Linked DNA regions of Homo sapiens: region 2 is linked to region 1. The links are chromatin contacts, found by Hi-C or POLR2A ChIA-PET in ENCODE. All regions are on one chromosome and are shown on one strand. The core of a region is the stretch at or near the end of the contact, and the rest is flanking DNA. Distances in the headings are between cores, read along the strand shown.

What was found. A loop is a pair of places that touch in the nucleus more often than their neighbours do. ChIA-PET counts read pairs that join two places held with the same protein, here RNA polymerase II (POLR2A). Pooled maps may share reads with other maps.
Region 2: a loop to region 1 is called in a map of sciatic nerve, with 8 times the contacts of the local background. The contact joins the promoter of CAMSAP1 here to the promoter of GTF3C5 in region 1. A Hi-C loop is called at or near these places in 1 of 168 maps with a recorded cell type or tissue (sciatic nerve) and 5 of 50 pooled maps. POLR2A ChIA-PET finds 5 or more read pairs at or near these places in 2 of 52 experiments (GM10248 and PC-9).

Annotation. Positions count from the first base shown.
Region 1 is chr9:133,028,379-133,032,873 of GRCh38, forward strand. It overlaps GTF3C5 (general transcription factor IIIC subunit 5), which reads left to right and starts at 2,619. Exons shown (of 11, transcript NM_012087.4): 1 at 2,619-2,786. The coding sequence starts at 2,634. It overlaps LOC105376306 (a long non-coding RNA gene), which reads right to left and starts at 2,044. Exons shown (of 2, transcript NR_135119.1): 1 at 1,772-2,044; 2 at 1-53. RefSeq lists enhancers at 1,800-2,049, 2,284-2,935, 2,380-2,639.
Region 2 is chr9:135,904,907-135,909,456 of GRCh38, forward strand. CAMSAP1 (calmodulin regulated spectrin associated protein 1) reads right to left here and starts at 2,640. Exons shown (of 17, transcript NM_015447.4): 1 at 2,094-2,640. The coding sequence starts at 2,253. CAMSAP1-DT (CAMSAP1 divergent transcript) reads left to right here and starts at 2,927. Exons shown (of 2, transcript XR_007061860.1): 1 at 2,927-4,013. RefSeq lists an enhancer at 1-1,132 and silencers at 1,779-1,828, 2,229-2,298, 2,379-2,488, 2,529-3,208.

The DNA.
Region 1 (4,495 bases), core at 1,369-3,868:
GTCCCCCCTGGAGAGGGCAGGTCAGGGACCACCGGGTCCTCGTGTGCAGCTCCCTGTGGAAACACGTGGTTCTTCTAGCTCAACCATCATCTGCTGGTGGTTGATTTCCCACTGTACTCTCAGGAGGTGTTCTTTCAAAGCTTTGGGGCTCCTGACCCAGCCTTCCAATTACAATACAATATATTTCACATTGAGGTTACACTTTAGAATGTATTCAGTGGGCTGAATTCATGTAGCTATTTATTCTGCCTTCTTAAACCCAAGGAGAGCAATCAGGTACTCTTCTGATTAAGAAATCACAGGCTGGGCACGGTGGCTCACGCCTGTAATCTCAGCATTTTGGGAGGCCGAGGTGGGCAGATCATGATGTCAGGAGATCGAGACCATCCTGGCCAACATGGTGAAACCCCATCTCTACTAAAAATACAAAAATTAGCTGGGCGTGGTGGCGCATGCCTATAATCCCAGCTACCCGGGAGTTTGAGGCAGGAGAATCGCTTATACCAGGGAGTCGGAGGTTGCAGTGAGCCGAGATTGTGCTACTGCATTCCAGCCTGGTGACAGAGTGAGGCTCTGTCTCAAAACAAACAAACAACAAAAAGAAATGACTTTAGGCAACATAGTGAGACCCCGTCGCCACACACACACAAATACAAAATTAGTCGGGTATGGTGGTGCACGCCTGTAGTCCCAACTACTCAGGAGGCTGAGGCAGGAGGATCACTTGAGCCCAGGAGTTCGGGGCTGCAGTGAGCCATGATCACACCACTACACTCCAGCCTGGGTGACAGAGGGAGATCGTGTCTTTCAAAAAAAAAAATCACTTCAGAAACGGGGTACCCATACCCAAGGGGTCACTTGCTCTTACTAATTTCTAGCTGTAATGCAAGTGGCATGATCATAGCTCACTGCAGCCTCCAACTCCAGGGCTCAAAGGATCCTCCTGCCTCAGCCTTTTGAGTAGTTGGGACTACTGTGGCATGCACCACCATGGCCGGCTAATTTTGTATTTTTTGGTAGAAATGGGGTCTTCCCCTGTTGCCCAGGCTGGCCTCCAACTGCTGGGCTCAACTGATCCTCCCGCCTCAGCCTCCCAAAGTGCTGGGATTACAGGCGTGAGCCACTGTGCTGGGCCATGATTCTCATCTCCCAATATTCTCAAACCCAGTCCCTTCATCTCTTGACTGGATTATGCAGTCTCGGAGCTGGTTTATCTGAACTCACTTTCTCCCCCTTTGATCTGTTCTCCACACAACAGCCAGAGAGGTCTTTCAAATGCATGAATGGGATCACTGCTCCGCATAAAACCCTTCAAGGGGCCAGGCGCGGTGGCTCACGCCTGTAATCCCAGGACTTGGGGAGGCCGAAGCAGGCGGATCATTTGAGGTCAAGAGTTCAAGACCAGCCTGGCCAACATGGTGAAACCTCGTCTCTACTAAAAATACAAAAATTAACCGGGCATGGTGGCAGGCGCCTGTAATCCCAGCTATTCGGGAGGCTGAGGCACGAGAATAGCTTGAACCCGAGGCGGAGGTTGCAGTGAGCCGAGAAAGCGCCACTGCATTCTAGCCTGGGCGACACAGCGAGATTCCTTCTCAAAAAAAGAAACCTTCAGGGGCTCTCCACGGCACTGGGAAGCAGCCAGCCCGACGGGTGGACCCTTTTCGTGGGTGCGGGTCTCTGACCTCGGTCGGCCTCGGACCTCATCTCCTCCCTGTTTGAGGGGCCACACTCCTCGCTCCGGGGCTTTGCAGCAGCCCTGGGCGCCTACCGGACAGACGCCGTTCTCCCCGCCTGGGTCTTGAGTAGGGCCCAGCACACAGTAGGCGCTTAATGTCTGCCTGCCTAACAGACGAACGCCGGATGCCCGCGTTCGGCCCCGAGCCGGCGCTTCGGGGCTTTCTGTGGAGGCGGGGCGATGGTTACAGCACAGTTCCCCCGCGCTCGCCTTTTCCACATCCACCTCCGCGAGGCCCCCCGCAAGCGCCGTTGGAAACCTAGTCCCGAGGGGGCTGCAAGAGCTTGGGAGAAGAAGCGCCAACACCGACAGAATACCAGGCCGACCCAATGCGGAAATCAATTCTCAGCCGGGACCTTTTCCCCACCAAGCAGGCGGGCCGGAAGTCTGCCTCTGGCCCGCCCCCGAGGTGTCATTGGGTGGAATACCCAGAAGAGGGCTGGGACGTGGTTAACTCTAGTTCTTTATTGGTTAAAACGTACGAAGCTGGAGGAGAAGGTGGGACCTAGCTTCCTCCGGACTTCTCATTGGCTCAAAAAAAAACTCGCTCGGCCCTCGGATTCTCATTGGCTGAAGTCGAGGGAGGTTTGTGTCTTATTATCCTCCGGGTCCCTCGCTGGCTAGTAGGAGAGACTGGTGCTTGCCCCGCCCGGTGGACTAACTCGCTTAATTTTAAATAAAAAGTCGAGGACACGGCGGTCGTTTTCCCGAAGACATGGGCCCTCCCATGGGCCATTTGCTCCCTGGAGGCCCTCGCGTCTTGCTGAGCCCGGGGAGTTAGGATGACGCGAGCGGTGAGGGAGCCCGGAACGATTCCTTCGCGGAACAATTGAGGCGAGGCCTTTGGGAGTACTTTGTGGGACGGACCCTGGCGGGCCCTGCCAGACGCACAGGGATGGCGGCGGAGGCGGCCGATTTGGGGCTGGGGGCCGCCGTCCCCGTGGAGCTGAGGCGGGAGCGACGCATGGTGTGCGTGGAGTACCCGGGAGTGGTGCGTGATGTGGCTAAGATGCTGCCGACTCTGGGCGGCGAGGAAGGCGTCTCCCGGGTAAGGGGCTGGGAATCTCGGTGTTGGAATAAGAGCTCGGAGTCGCAAAGAAAACGAGCACTCAAAGGATTTCTCAGCAAGGGAAATTTAGCAAATTTACTTACGCAGAAGGGTGCTGCTCGCTCTTCTGGCCGCTGCAAGAGAGCCAACAGAACAAAGAAGGGAAGGATTTTTGTTTTTGTTTTTGTTTTTTTGTTGGTTTTTCAGGCGGAGTTTCGCTCTTGTTTCCCAGGCTGGTGTGCGGTGGTGCGATTTTGGCTCACTGCAACCTCCGCCTCCAGGGTTCAAGCGATTCTCCTGCCTCAGCCTCCAGAGTAGCTGGGATTACAGGCGCATGCCACCACGCCCGGCTAAATTTGTATTTTTTAGTAGAGAGGGGGTTTCACCATGTTGGTCAGGCTTGTTGGAAATAAATTTTGGGTGCCGCAAAGAAGAATCAGCACTCTGGCAAACAGTTTTCTCAGCAAGGCAAATTTCCTTCTATAGAAGGGTGCATCTTGCGGATGGAGCAATGGCGAGAGCACACCGACAAGGAAGGGGAAGGGGTTCCTATCTCTTACACAGCTAGTCTCTACTGCTGTGTCTTTCCCATATTGGCTAGGGTTGGACCGCACAGTCTAAGCTAATTCCGATTGGTTATTTCAAAGAGGGCAGGGGCACAGGCCTGAGTGGCGGGGTGAGTAGTTTTGGTGGGAAGGATGGTTACAGAGCAGGTGACTCAGGATGACTAAGGACAGAGCAGGTGATAGAAGCTAGGAAGGGGTTGTTTACTGAAACTAGGGGCAAGGAGGCGTAAAGAACGAGGGGTTAAACTTTAAAATGGAGAACAAAGAACAGGGAAGCTGAACATACTGACATATTGGTTCTTTGAAATGGAACTCATAACTCATTGTATTTATTAATTTTCCCCCTCTTGAATTTAAAGGAAGGTAAAAGGCTAAAATCTTTGAAGTGGAATTTACTGTGTCCTATAGGCTGGTCTTGAACTCCTGAGCTCAGGTGATCCACCCGTCTTGGCCTCCCAAAGTGCTGGGATTATAGGCGTGAGCCACCGTGCCCAGCCTGGAATGGGTTTTTATCCCTAAGGCAGTCAGTCCCTGTTTTTGTGTCCTGTCCCTGCTGGTTGGAGTTGGACCACACAATCTAAGCTAATCTCAATTGGCTATTTTAAATAGAACAGGGGTGTGGGTTACAGTGACGGGACGAGCGATTTCGGTGGGAAGACTAGTTTCGGCGGGAAGGGCAGTTAAACAGAGCGGGTAACTAAGGGCAAGGAGGCACAAAGAACAAGGAAGTTAGACTTTGAAGATGGAGAACAAAGAACAAGGGAGTTGAACAAGCTGAACCTTTGAAGAAGAATTCACTGTATAGAACAGTTTCCCCCTCTTGATTTTCATACTTCTTTCTCTTCAAACCTTTTTAGCATGTCTCGACTTTGCTGTTCTTGGTTTTCTAAAAGTAGAAGTTTGTCTGAATAAGGCGGGGGGAAATTGGAGGTTAGTGAGAGCTGTCTCCGTAAGTCTTTGTATTAACCCTCAGGCACAGGGTATGATACAACATCCTACGAGAATAAACACGTTTATTACAATGGCAAGGGACATAAGGATCGAGGACATAAGTCCTTTCCACCTGCCGAACAATCTTCCCGTTAGATCAGTGAAGAGATCGTTTATCCCAGAATTTTAAGCTAGCTCATTGGATAAAGCAGT
Region 2 (4,550 bases), core at 1,390-3,889, 2.9 Mb after region 1:
GTGAGCTGAGGTCGCGTCACTGCACTCCAGGCTGGACGATAGAGCGAGACTCCGTCTCAAAAAAAAAAAAAAAAGTGGAAACCAGACCTCCTAAAATCGGAGTCTGATGTGCGAAGGCACTGTCACCCACCAGTAAGGGGCACTCCAGTCTCAGCTCCTAAGATGGTGTCCAGTCTTCTCCAGCTCCTGTTCATGTTTCTTTTCTTTAAATGCCCACCTTTTAATAATTCCAGAACTCAAAAGCCCATGTTAGTATCAGATTGTGAATTCATCATCCGATGAGTCAACAAGGATTAAAGAGTGACCTGGTACCGGAAGTGAAACTAGACGAACCCAATACTAACACAGAGACACGCGTACTTATTTCTGGATGGCTGACAAATCCCATGCTGAATGCCAAAGCTAAATGCAATGAAATAAAAAATGCATGCACCTTGCTAAAGAAATTGGAAAGCAGATCGTGAAAGTTCTTTTTATAGCAATTTGTCTAACATCCGCTGCCTGAGCCCTCAGCCCTCTCCACATATAAAATCTTAAAAAACATGCAGGAGTAAAACTTTGTGCTCGGATCCCAGGAGCCATGCCCAAGAATGCACTGGGCTCCACAGCACCTACGGGAGCCCAGCCAGCGCCCACGAGCAGCTGCGGTGAACAGTCCTCAGTGAGACACTCCACAGCAGCGGAAATGTGGAAAAGTGAAGATGAAGTCAAGAAGAACCTAAGAACGTAACGTGGGATAAGGGAATAACAAAAGCCAGTCTCAGAAAGAGACATCATTGGCAAAGGTGTAAAAACTAGTTCGTGGTGTAAGCACATGCGGCAAAATACAAAGAAAAGCAAAACAGTGACTAACACAAGGTGTGAGGCAGGTGAGCCCACGCAGCCGGCAGTGACTGCAAGATACCCAGGCGTCCGCTCTCGGGCTGTTCTTTGCACCTGACTCAAGTTTCATACCTACATCTTACCAATTCCGTTCTCAAAAACTCATGTGAAGTCTTGGATGTAGCAGTGTTTCTTCCTCATTACAACACAGAAACTAAGGTTCCACTGAGCCAGTAAACAAGAACTGTAAAACTGAAAACTGTCAAAGGAAAAACTCTTTCCCAATTACTACTTACACAGTACAAAAACCAGTTTGAAATAAGGCGAGTTATTTAATCCCTAAAACTTACAAAACGCGTTTGTCCTTATGACTAACTCGAGTCTAGCTGGGGCACAGGCCACTGTCAAACAGGGCAACGCCTACTCAGCGTTTTCCAAACTGGTCAACTGAACTCTTCTCTGGAAGGGCTGTCTCCTTTAGTCTTACTCTAAAAAGGGTAATTTTTCACCAGAATAAAGGCAAATATTTTAAGAATGCTTCAAATGAAAAGAGGATTGCAGAAATATTAACCTTTAATTGTACCTGAAACAAAGCACCTGAAATTAATAAAGAAGTCAGCCACTGACGAGAATCACTAGGTCTGTCCTGTTCCCAGGGCACGAAACAGAAGCGTCTTAATCCACTAAGCACATTAGGGCCTAACAAACTGGACTGAGTAACAAGGTTACCTAGTTCTTCCAAACAGGAATTAACCAAAGGGGATCATTATGATTAAGCACAATGCGCGGAATACGCAATTTCTAGTTGGGGAATTCAACAGCTGACAGCTTGTAAGCATCAAAATTCATAACAAGTGCAAGGCTCGGAATCACAGGTCCAGCACTGGACGATGCCCGGCGCGCCGGGAAGCGGCGCCTCAGACGGCGGCCCCGCGTCCCCATGGTCCCTCCCTGCGCCCAGAACCGGGCAGCTCCTTCCCGCCGCCGCCGCCGCCAACGGGAGGCTGGGGGCACTCCCGAAATAGGAGCGGAAGCCCCGACCCACGCCGCCCTCCGCCGCAGGGACGCCCACTCGCCAGGTGACCGCGTCCCCACGCTCCGCGTTGCCCGGGCGCCGCCAGGACCTCGGAGGCGGCCGGCCCAGCCCCGACCCTGTGCGGACGCGGCACAAAGGCGCGGCGCGCGGACCCCGACCCGGCCGGACCCCGGCCGCGTCCCCCGGCCCCGGCCCGCGCCCCTGGCCCCCGCCCCGCGCCCCTCACCCGGCCCACCTCGGCCGTAGGCCTTGGCGCAGATCCACTGCAGGTTGGCGGCGATCTTGGCGCGCGCCGCGTCGTAGCGGTCCAGGGGCACGAGGTCGGCGGCGCCGTCCGGCGGGGCCTCCATCTTCCTCCAGCCCTCGGCGGCGGCGCGGCCGCTCGCGTCCACCATCTGCAGACAAAGGGCTGAGGCGGCGGCCCGGCCGCAACAAAGGCGCCGCCGCCCCTCGCCGCGCCGGGCCCGGTGCGCCCCGAGCCACCACTCGGCCCCGCAGCCGGCCAGCCGGGAGGGGCGCCCGAGCGCGGCCCCCGCCTCACCTCACAGCCGCCGCCGTCGCCGCCCCCGCGGCTGCTGCATGCTGCGGGCGCTGAGCCCGAGCGGAGGAGGTGCCGAGCCCGCGGCCCAAAGAGGCGGCGGCAGGAGGGCGCGGGCCGGGGGCGGGGGCGGGCGCGGGGGCGGGAGCGGGCCGGGGGCGGTGGCAGCGCGTGCGCGGTCCCGGGTGAGCGGCGGCGGCGGCGACAGCGGCTGAGGCGGTGGCCAAGGAGCGGGAGCGCGCTCACCGCCGGGGCCTCGCACAGGCGCAGTAGGCACCGCCCGCCACCCCGCCCTCGACCCCGCCCCCAGCTCCGCTCCCTTCTCGCGCCTGCCCCGCCCCTTTCCGCAGGCGCAGTAGGCACCGCCCGCCAGCCCGCGCCCGCCCCGCCCCTTTCCGCAGGCGCAGTAGGTGGCACCCGCAGGCCTGTGCCTGCCCCGCCCCTTTCCGCAGGCGCAGTGAGCGTCGACCCGCCCCTCCCCGCCCGCTTCCGCAGGCGCAGTAGGACCCGCCCTGGTCCGCGCCTGCCCCGTTGCTTTCCTCAGGCTCTAAGGCCCGCGGTGTGGAGCGCGGCGTAGGCAGCGGGGAGTGGGCGGCGCGGGGTGGGTGGAGTGGGTCGGCGGCGGGGATCCTGCCGAGCCCGCAGCTGCCCTCTTTTAGCGCCGTGTCTCCTCCCCGGCCCTGGCTCGTCCCACCTCAGCCACAGCCCGGCCCCCTGGCCGGCCGAGGTCTCGCCGCCGGCGCCCTGGGGACCTCGTGGGTGTGGCCGGCGGCGACCTCGGCAGGCGACAGCCCAGCAGACGGGCACCAGGTGGACGTGCCAGTCTCCAGACCCCCGTCCCGGTGCAGGGAAGGTGGGCGTTTGGACCCCTGAGGCAGAAACAGGTGCGGCCCCGCCGGCGCATCCCCCGGAAGGGACGCTGACTTCGTTCCCCTGGAGCCTGCGTCGGGGCCCGCGCTGGGCTGAGAATTACGGGAACGCCGTGAGAGTTTGCATTCCGAGGATTTGGTCTGAGAACCTCACCAGCGAAATAGAGAACTGCCCCCGGGAGAGCCGGCCCACGTGCCGCCCACCGGCGCCTTGACGGCAGGGAGAGGTCGAGCTTCCAGGGAGCGGGCGCCCGGCGCGGGGCTCCCAGCCTGTCTGTACCTGGTCGAGACACCCCGTGCCAGAGGCGGAACATGTATGAAATGCCAGGTGCCCAGAGGACCCAGGCAGTCCGTCATTCACATACCAACCCACGTGCAGGCTTCAATTCAACCTTGAAGCCATTTGGGCCTGGGCTTTTTTGATGACTTATTTGATTCATAGTTTTTTGGTTACTAATTGAGTCTCTTCACTTGTTATAGGTCTGTTGAGATTGTCTATTTTTTCTTGAGTCAGCCGTCTGAAAAGAACACGAGGTGGACAGGGCAGAGCGGTCAAGGAAAGCCATAGGAGGAGGGCACTTATTTGAGCAAAGACCGGCGGGACGTGGGCGTCGAGGGTAAGGATATCTGCAGAAGTACTGTCTTGAGCAAGGAGCACGGCAGACAGAGCCTCTGAGACACGAGAGCCTGGAGTGTAAGAAACACAGTAGAGGCCACTAAGTCGAGAACGCAGGAGCTGGAAGGACTGGTAGGAAATGGGAGGTGGGGACATGGAGGGATGCAGACAGGTCCTGCACAGTCAGAACTGTGGCCCCTTCTCTGCAGGAAATGGGCAGCCTTCGGAAGACTGAGCACACGGAAGGATATGACTAACCCTTTAAAAGGGTCATTCTGACTCCTGGGTGAAGAACAGACTAGGAAGGGCTGAGGAGGAGGCAGGAGGCCATCTACTGTTATATGGGATGTGGAGTGTGACCCGGAAAGGTCAAGTGTGACTCTAAGGGCTTTTTGTGTACTGATCTTTTATCCTGCAACCTTGCTAAACCCATTTATTAGTTCTTCTTGTCTTTTAGTGGCATTTATTAGTTGTTCTAGTGTTTTAGTGGATTCCTTGGGATTTTATACAAAAGCGTGTCATTTGTGAATAGAGATCAGTTTATCTCTTCCTTTCTAATCTGGATGCCTTTTATTTCTTCTCCTTGCCTAGCTGCCCTATCTAGAAGCTCCAGTACAATATTGACTAGAAGCAGCAAGAGTGGACATCCTTGTCTTGCTCCTGATTTCA